Regions from separate parts of the Homo sapiens genome. Here all the other regions are linked to region 2. The links are chromatin contacts, found by Hi-C or POLR2A ChIA-PET in ENCODE. All regions are on one chromosome and are shown on one strand. The core of a region is the stretch at or near the end of the contact, and the rest is flanking DNA. Distances in the headings are between cores, read along the strand shown. Region 1 holds the start of LRRC10B (leucine rich repeat containing 10B). Region 2 holds the start of POLR2G (RNA polymerase II subunit G). Region 3 holds the start of MACROD1 (mono-ADP ribosylhydrolase 1).

Region 1 (2,700 bases), core at 198-2,697, 1.3 Mb before region 2:
TGGCTGGGCAGCTTACTTTCCAGTGGGGATGGTTCCCTTCCTCCCGTTGCATTGGCAACTGCTCTCTGCCCTTGGGCTGTCTTCCATCCCCCTTCCCCTGCAGTGGGGATGGCAATGGGGGTGGGCCAAAGGGCAGCGTGCTCTCCTGAAGTCAGTCCACTCAGCCAGTTACATGGGTCACACCAGCCGGGTTCAAGAGAAGGCAGGAGGCAGGAGGCTTGGAGCCCGAAAATTTGGCTCCCGGGCTGCAACCTCTATGCATTGTGTGACCGTAAGCAGGGTGCCTAATCCCCGCGAGGCCACTTCTCTCATCTTTCATGTGGGATTATAGTGCTGTCTTTGTAGCTTTGTCCAGAGAATCAGAGGCTCTGTTGTGAGAAAATTCATTGCTGGAGGTGGAGTGAACCTTGTTTCCATCTATCGGTATGGTTTATGGTTAGGAACACAGGCTCTGGAGTCACACTACCTGGCTTCGAATCCAGCTGCTCATCAGCTGGGTGACCTTGGGCACTTCACTCAGCTCAGACTGACCCAGCTCAAGTCATGTCTCTTTGACCCTCAGTTTCTCCATCTTTAAAATCGGGGTGATGAGGGTGTCTACCTCATAGGCTGTGCCAAGGACTCAACGCAATGCTTTCAGCATAGTGCTGGGCACACGTGGGCTCGAAGCCAGTGACAGCCAGTGCTTTTCTGCCAGGAGCTCCCGCAGGAGGGCTCCGGATGGGAGGTGGGGGGAGAAGGCAGGGGGGAACTGCTGCTGGTGGTAGCAGGCGAAGGAAGAAGAGTCATGGAATGAGAGTGGCCATGATTGGTGGCTCAAAGGCGTTCACGTGTCCCAGTCCTCTGTCCACCGCAGCCACACACAGACTTTGAGCGTCGGTGGAGGGATCCTGGCAGGAGAGAGGGGTGTGAGTGTAGCAATGAGGAAGCTGTAGGGCAATTAGGCGGGGCGGAGCCAAGCCCTGGGGCCCGGTAAAACCAGCAGATGTGAAAAGGGCCGGACAGTAACACTGTTTCGAGTTACTACACTGAAGTGATCCCAGCAGGTAGGCCGGCCGCACGCCGCTGGACGTGAATGGCTCGCAGTGACCGCGCCCCTCAGCCCCTCCTTGTGAGCCTCTAGTCCAGAGTCTTTGATCCACCGCCAGCGTTTCCTTCGCCTTCTTGGACCCGCGGCTCTGGGGCGCACACAACCGCACACCAAACAGCGTCGGGCGTCGGGTCTCAGTGCCAGGCTTGGCCGGGGCGGGGAATCTCTCGGCTTGTGCTTGCTCCGCGGTGGGCTGGATGGGCAGGTAGGGGGCGGGCTCCGGCGCTGGGACCCCACTAGGGTGGCGCCTTGGCCCCGCCCCGCCCCGCCCTCCCTCCGCCTCATTGGCAGCCGCACGCGCGTCGGGGTTGCCAGGGCGACGGGTCGCTAAGCTGCGAGTCAGCGCGAACCCTAGCCAGTCGGCCTCCGGCGGAGGCAACGGGGGAGGCCCGAGGGCGGGCGGTGGAGCGCGGCGCGCGGCGGCGGTGCCCCAAGTGGGTGCCTCCTCCCGGCCCCGCACGGCCCCCCTCCCGGCGCGGGGGAAGGCCGGGGCGGGGGGCCCGGGGGCCGGCGCGGCTCCGGCACCGTCGGGGCGGCTGGGGGGCGGCCGGGGCGGGGCGATGCCTGGCGGTGGCAGTGGCGGCGGCCCCGGCCGGGGCCCGTGACCATGGGCATCGCCGAGTCCACGCCGGATGAGCTGCCGTCGGACGCAGAGGAGCAGCTGCGCAGCGGCGACCAGCAGCTGGAGCTGAGCGGGCGGCGGTTGCGGCGGCTGCCCAGCGCAGTGTGCGCGCTGAGCCGCCTGCAGAAGCTGTATGTGAGCGGCACGGGGCTGCGCGAGCTGCCGGAGGAGATCGAGGAGCTGCGCGAGCTGCGCATCCTGGCGCTGGACTTCAACAAGCTCGAGCGACTGCCTGACGGCCTGTGCCGCCTGCCGCGCCTCACGCGCCTCTATCTGGGCGGCAACCGGCTGCTGGCGCTGCCCGCCGACTTCGCGCAGTTGCAGAGCCTGCGCTGCCTCTGGATCGAGGGCAACTTCTTGCGGCGCTTCCCGCGGCCGCTGCTGCGCCTGGTGGCGCTGCAGTCGCTCCAGATGGGCGACAACCGGCTGCGCGCGCTGCCGGCCGAGCTGCCGCGCATGACGGGCTTGCGCGGCCTCTGGCTCTACGGCAACCGCTTCGAGGAGTTCCCGCCCGCGCTGCTGCGCATGGGCCGCCTGCACATCCTCGACCTCGACCGCAACCGCCTGGGCGGCTTCCCCGACCTGCACCCGCTGCGCGCGCTGCGCGTCTTCTCCTACGACCACAACCCCGTCACCGGGCCCCCGCGCGTCGCGGACACCGTGTTCCTCGTGGGCGAGGGCGCCGTCGAGCGCATGGCGGAGCGCGACGAGCCCACGCCCCGGCCTCCGCCCCGGCGCCCAGCGCGGGCCTTTGAGGATGAGGAGGAGGAAGACCTGCTCATAGGCGGCGCTGGTTCCCGGGCTCTGGGCGCCCCCGGGGGCAGCTTCCGCGCCCTGGAAGCCGCTCCAGGACTGGGCACCTGAGCCTATGTTCTGGCTGATGGGCTTCAGCCACTCTGAGAGGAGGGGCTCTAGGAAGCTTTGGCTGGTTAGGCCTGCGGGACTGGTGGGTCCCTACTTAGGTCAATGGAACGGCTACTTTTGGCGA
Region 2 (2,700 bases), core at 201-2,700:
CCGAGTAGCCGGGATTACAGGCATGAGCCACCAGTGCCCGGCGCATGTAACATTTTTTAACAGAGGATGAAATAGTCATGGATTTCCTACACTTCAGCCTGGGCGACACAGCAAGACTCCGTCTCAAAAAAAAAAAAAAAAAAAAAAAGAGTTAATCTATAATCTGAGAACAGAAGTTGTAAACTATATGTGACTCGCAGTCATATCTCTCTCGAGGCTTAAAGTGTTTTTTGGGCTTCCAATAGCTCTTAAATTTTTTTTTTTTTTTGAGACTCCGTCTTGCTTTGTCGCCAGGCTGGAGTGCAGTGGCGCGATCTCAACTCACTGCACCCTCCGCCTCCCGGGTTCAAGCGATTCTCCTGCCTCAGCCTCCTGAGTAGCTGGGACTACAGACGCCTGCCACCACGCCCGGCCAATTTTTTGTATTTTTAGTAGAGACGGGGTTTCGCCATGTTAGCCAGGATGGTCTCAATCTCCTGACCTCATGATCTGCCCGCCTCGGCCTCTCAAAGTGCTGGTATTACAGGCGTAAACCACAGCGCCCGGCCTAAATTTCATTATTTTCTGTAGCTTCTTGGCCTTTTGGCTAAGGCTCGTAAACATTTTTTTTTTATTTCTACACCAATTTCTGTAGATTATTATGAGAATTAAGGGAGAGAATTATATCAAGCGCTTAGCACAGTGTCTGGCATCTAGGAAGAAAGTAGTAAGTGATAGCATTTATTTATTTATTTATTTTATTTATTGAGATGGAGTTTCGCTCTTGTTGCCCAGGCATCTAGGAAGAAAGCAGTAAGTGGTAGCATTTATCAATCTATCTATCTATCTATCTATCTATCTATTATCTATCTATCTATCTATCTATCTATCTATCTATCTATCTATCTATCTATCTGTTGAGATGGAGTTTCGCTCTTGTTGCCCAGGCTGGAGTTCAGTGGCAAGATCTCGGGCCGCCTCCCAGGTTCAAGCAATTCAGATAGTTGCCGACCGGGCGCGGTGGCTCACTCCTGTAATCCCAACACTTTGGGAGGCCGAGGTGGGTGGATCACCTGAGGTTGGGAGTTTGAGACCAGCCTGACCAACATGGAGAAACCCCATCTCTACTAAAAATACAAAATTAGTCAGGTGTGGTGGCACATGCCTTTAATCCCAGCTACTCGGGAGGATGAGGCAGGAGAATCGCTTGAACCCGGGAGGCGGAGGTTGCAGTGAGCCGAGATCGCGCCACTGCACTCCAGCCTGGGCAACAGAGGGAGACTCCGCCTCAAAAAAAAAAGTTGTCGTTTGATGGCTGGGGGGCGGGGGTGAGGGGCGGGGCTTAGTGGTTCTCGCCCACGACGGCGAGGCCCAATCAGACCCGCGGAGCTGGTGGAGTTCCGCCCTCGCGGAGGAGGTGGTGTTCCGCCCTCCTAGTCGCAGCAAGCGCGGAACTGGGGTTGCGGCGTCTAAGTGTTTCCGGTGGATTCCCAGGGACTGTCGGAGGTGTGGACTCTGCCTGCCTACCTGGTCTGGGAAGATGTTCTACCATGTGAGCAGGGCTCAGGGTGGCGGCAAGGGCTGGGTGGAAAGGAAGAGCAAGGCCAGGCGCCGGCGCGAGACTCCCCTTGTCGTCCAATAACCTGCCAGCGCCTGGCCTGGTCGCCATCCCACTTTTCTCCGCAGATCTCCCTAGAGCACGAAATCCTGCTGCACCCGCGCTACTTCGGCCCCAACTTGCTCAACACGGTGAAGCAGAAGCTCTTCACCGAGGTGGAGGGGACCTGCACAGGGAAGTGAGTGTCGAGCTCACCGCACCGCCAGATCGTTCGATGCGCACACGGGGCGCTATACCTGCAACCCCTCCCCAACTCCTACTCGTCCTGCCACCCACTCTGGGGACCCCTCTCCTCTCTCAGGCAGCCAGTTGCTTCCTGCTTTGGGTTCCCAGGGCGCCCTCTGCAATGCTGGACAATAAGACTTCCTTCTCTCAGCTGAGATGGGTCATTCATTGACTCCTCAAACATTTTAAAAACCCTTGGTGTGTGCCAGGACCCGTGTTGGGCTCAGAACAAGGTAGAATGGGAACAAGATAGAATGAGGACAGCCCCTGTGGAGCTCACAGTGTAATCATTGTTCCTGTGTCTGCTCTCCCTCTGTCATTCTGCTGGTTTTCTCTTATCCCCTGTGCCCAGGGACCACACACCATGGGCCTCTATATATCTTCTGAATGAATGACCAGAAAAAGCAGATCGAGAGTTTGGGGGAGGAAGGAAGTAGCCTGGGATTTGACCATCTCTGGGCTTTGCACAGAGGGGCCTCTCTGATATTAATGAGCTGGGACCCAGCTCAGGGCAGTGGAGTACTTGGGCCTCCAGCATCAGAAAAACCTGCAGGAACATGCAGATTCCTGAGCCTCCTTATTCCCTACAGAATCAAGACTGTCTGGGGCAGACCTGAGAATCTGCATTTTAAGAAGATGATTCTCAGGCATCCCGAAGATTGAGATCTGTTGCCTCAAGGACTCCAGCCTTCTTGGACATTTATTGTGAAATTACCAGAACAGCATTTGGTCTTACACATACTGATCTCTGTTCTGTCTTCTTTTGGTCATTAAGCTCTCTGGGAGCAGAGGTGCTATCTACTTGTCCTTTTGCTCTCCCCGACCCTACCCCCAAGAGCTCAGCGACTTTTATTGCAGATGTCTTTAGAGGCTCTTGG
Region 3 (2,700 bases), core at 184-2,683, 1.4 Mb after region 2:
CCATCTTCTCTTCACCCCTAACACCGCAGGACCCCCCCATCCTGCCTGCCCAGCCCAGAGGCCACACCTACTCCACCACGGAGGCCCAGCCAATTAGCCACTTCCCTGCACTTTTGAAAGGGGATCCAGCCGGGAAGAGTCACAGGATCCCAGGAGGCAGGCCCTGAAAGGCAGGGGCAGCTGGGTGCCCGGCAGGGCTATTTGGGGCTCAGTAGCGGCAGCTTGGGTTCTCTCTCTCCCCAGGCCCCAGACTCATGCCCCCTCCAGGAGCAAGAGGAAGTGGTGTGATTCTTGAAGGGTGTCATCAGTTGTCACAGGGACAAGACCCCACCTCTGCCCTGCTCCTCTAACCTCTGTTCCTGGCATGAGCAAACTGCTCACAAGTGGCCAGAGGCCAGCGAGAAGGGGAAAAGGGCGCCAGACCACGTGCCCAGGAAGGCATCAGAGTGCGGGCTTGGGGTGGGGTGGAGGCAGGACAGGCCAGCCCAGGAAGGTCACTCTGTGAGGTTACGTGCCCCACCAGGTGGGACGCCAGCCCCGGAGCTGTTCCCTCAGCCCCATTCCCGAACACTTAAGAACCACACTGTGCAAAGTTTGGAGAGTCCGGGATCATAACCTCCACTTTGCCACCAGCTCCGAGTGACCTTGGGGAAGCCAGCTGTGGCACTCGGCCTCAGTTTCCCTCCTGCACAGGGAAGGAAGTTGGTAGGTCCTGCACAATCTCTGGGGTGCCCTGTGACCCATTCCAATGGGGTAAGGAAGGCCGCCTTCCTCACGCTGCCCCCTGCGTGGACACTTGGACCTGGTCTGGAGTGAATTGTTCTGTGGGGCTGGGAACACGCGCGGGGGCGGGGGGGGCTGTCAATGGGGAGGAGGGGTCCGTTCCAGGGCAGATGGGGCCTCAACTTCCCCAGGTCTCTCGGGTGGAAGGGGCTGCTCGCTCGTTGGGGGCCGCCCAGCCGGGAAGCTCCACGTGAGGCCGCCCTCTCCCTCGCGCCCCCTCGTGCTTACACTTACATTTCGCCTCCTTCCAGTCGGTGGAGGTGCTCAGGTCCACCTTCGCCGCCATGGCCAGGGGGGCCCAAGTGCGCACCCCGGCTGTCCGCCCCACCGCCGCCGCCCCCCACGCCCCAACTCCCGCCGAGGTCCGCGCACGGCGGCCGAACACGCCCAGGAACGCCGGGGGACCGCACGTGCTGCTGCGGGTCCTCGTGGCACCCGCCAAGTGTCCGGGCCGGGGGCGCGGGGGGACGAGCAGCTGCCCCGCCGCGCGCAGCTGTGCCAGGCGGCCGGACAGTCGGCTCTGTAGAGACATGAGCGGGCGGCGCGGGACGGCTCTCCGCCCACTTGGACTCTATTTACGGCGCTCGGGAGTGTCTCTCCCTTATTTACTCTGGGACCGGGTGGCGACTGCCAGCCAGCGGCGACCTGCTCGGAGCCAGCGGGAGGCGCGGCCAGAAAACCCGGGAGCGCCGCTGGGCACCCTGGAACTTGTAGTCCGGGCCGCCGGATGGGCCCACGCACTCGTATACACACGTGCGCGCCCGCCCGGGCTCCCAGTGTCGCGGATGGAGCCCCGCCTGAGCCCTTCGACTTCTCCCGTGGCCGCCAGGCGCCTCCCCTCCGCGAGACCTCGGCCGCCTCTAACTTTCTGGTTGGCTGAGCGTCGGCTTCCCCGGCACGGGCTGAAGCCCCCGGGCCTTCCACGCAGCCCCGGGCCCCTCTGCCGCTCGGCCCCGCGGCGGAGCAGGCGCGCCGGCCGCTGCGTATCGAGCTGGGAGAGCCTGGCGCGGCTTCCGCAGTGCCGAGCGTTTTGCAGCCTGGGAGACCCGGGCTTCTCTCCCCGCGGGTCAGCAGGGCACCGCCTCCACACCCCAGCCTGCCCTCCTAGGGACAGGTGCGACGAACGGGTAAATCCGGTTTGGGGACTTCTCCCCAGAGCCTCTGCCTTCTAACAGCCCCGGGGCCAAGGCTCAGCTGGAGCAGAATCTAGGACAGCTGGGGAGGAGAGTCGAGGGTGGAAATAGTGGAATTTGGAGGCAGGAAACTTAGGCTTCAAGTGGCGTTCAAGGGTGGAAGGATTGGGGTGATGTTTTTGTGTGTGTCTGTGTGTTTTTTTTTTTTTTTCTTTTCTTTTTTAAACAAAAACCGGCCGGGCGCGGTGGCTCACGCCTGTAATCCCAGCACTTTGGTAGGCCGAGTTGGGTGGATCACGAGGTCAGGAGTTCGAGGCCTGCCTGGCCAACATGGCGAAACCCCGTCTCTACTAAAAATACAAAAATTATGCAGGCGTGGTGGTGCATGCCTGTTAATTACAGCTACTCGGGAGGCTGAGGCAGGAGAATCACTTGAACCCGGAAGGCGGAGGTTGCGGTGAGCCGAGATCGTGCCATTGCACTCCAGCCTGGGTGACAGAACGAGACTCTGTCTCAAAGAAAACAAAACAAAAAACACGAGGATGGATTTTTAAGTACTTTTATATATTTTTATGTACTATTAATATTACTTTATGATAAATATAATGAATACAGGCCGGGCCATTATAATAATATAATGAATGTAATAATGAATAATGAATAAGTGCTCACACCTGTAATCCCAGCACTTTGGGAGGCTGAGGCAAGAGGATTATTAGAGGCCAGGAGTTCAAGACCAGCCTGGGCAATATAGTGAGACCCCCTCATCTCTACCCGCCCCCAC

The links. Hi-C counts contacts between places; a loop is a spot of excess contacts on that map. ChIA-PET counts read pairs that join two places held with the same protein, here RNA polymerase II (POLR2A).
Region 1: a map of posterior vena cava shows a loop between it and region 2 (8-fold over the local background). The contact joins the promoter of LRRC10B here to the promoter of POLR2G in region 2. A Hi-C loop is called at or near these places in 1 of 168 maps with a recorded cell type or tissue (posterior vena cava). POLR2A ChIA-PET finds 5 or more read pairs at or near these places in 1 of 52 experiments (PC-9).
Region 3: a loop to region 2 is called in a map of vagina, with 6 times the contacts of the local background. The contact joins the promoter of MACROD1 here to the promoter of POLR2G in region 2. A Hi-C loop is called at or near these places in 1 of 168 maps with a recorded cell type or tissue (vagina). POLR2A ChIA-PET finds 5 or more read pairs at or near these places in 2 of 52 experiments (WTC11 and activated CD4-positive, alpha-beta T cell).

The regions. Positions count from the first base shown.
Region 1 is chr11:61,507,302-61,510,001 of GRCh38, forward strand. LRRC10B (leucine rich repeat containing 10B) reads left to right here and starts at 1,448. Exons shown (of 1, transcript NM_001145077.2): 1 at 1,448-2,700. The coding sequence starts at 1,698. The coding sequence ends at 2,576. MIR4488 (microRNA 4488) reads left to right here and starts at 1,295; the gene lies at 1,295-1,356.
Region 2 is chr11:62,760,130-62,762,829 of GRCh38, forward strand. It overlaps POLR2G (RNA polymerase II subunit G), which reads left to right and starts at 1,451. Exons shown (of 8, transcript NM_002696.3): 1 at 1,451-1,531; 2 at 1,666-1,775. The coding sequence starts at 1,520. RefSeq lists an enhancer at 1,460-1,659.
Region 3 is chr11:64,164,680-64,167,379 of GRCh38, forward strand. It overlaps MACROD1 (mono-ADP ribosylhydrolase 1), which reads right to left and starts at 1,434. Exons shown (of 11, transcript NM_014067.4): 1 at 1,018-1,434. The coding sequence starts at 1,315. It overlaps LOC105369339 (a long non-coding RNA gene), which reads left to right and starts at 1,559. Exons shown (of 3, transcript XR_950187.3): 1 at 1,559-1,910. RefSeq lists an enhancer at 953-1,453 and silencers at 991-1,090, 1,221-1,300, 1,561-1,820.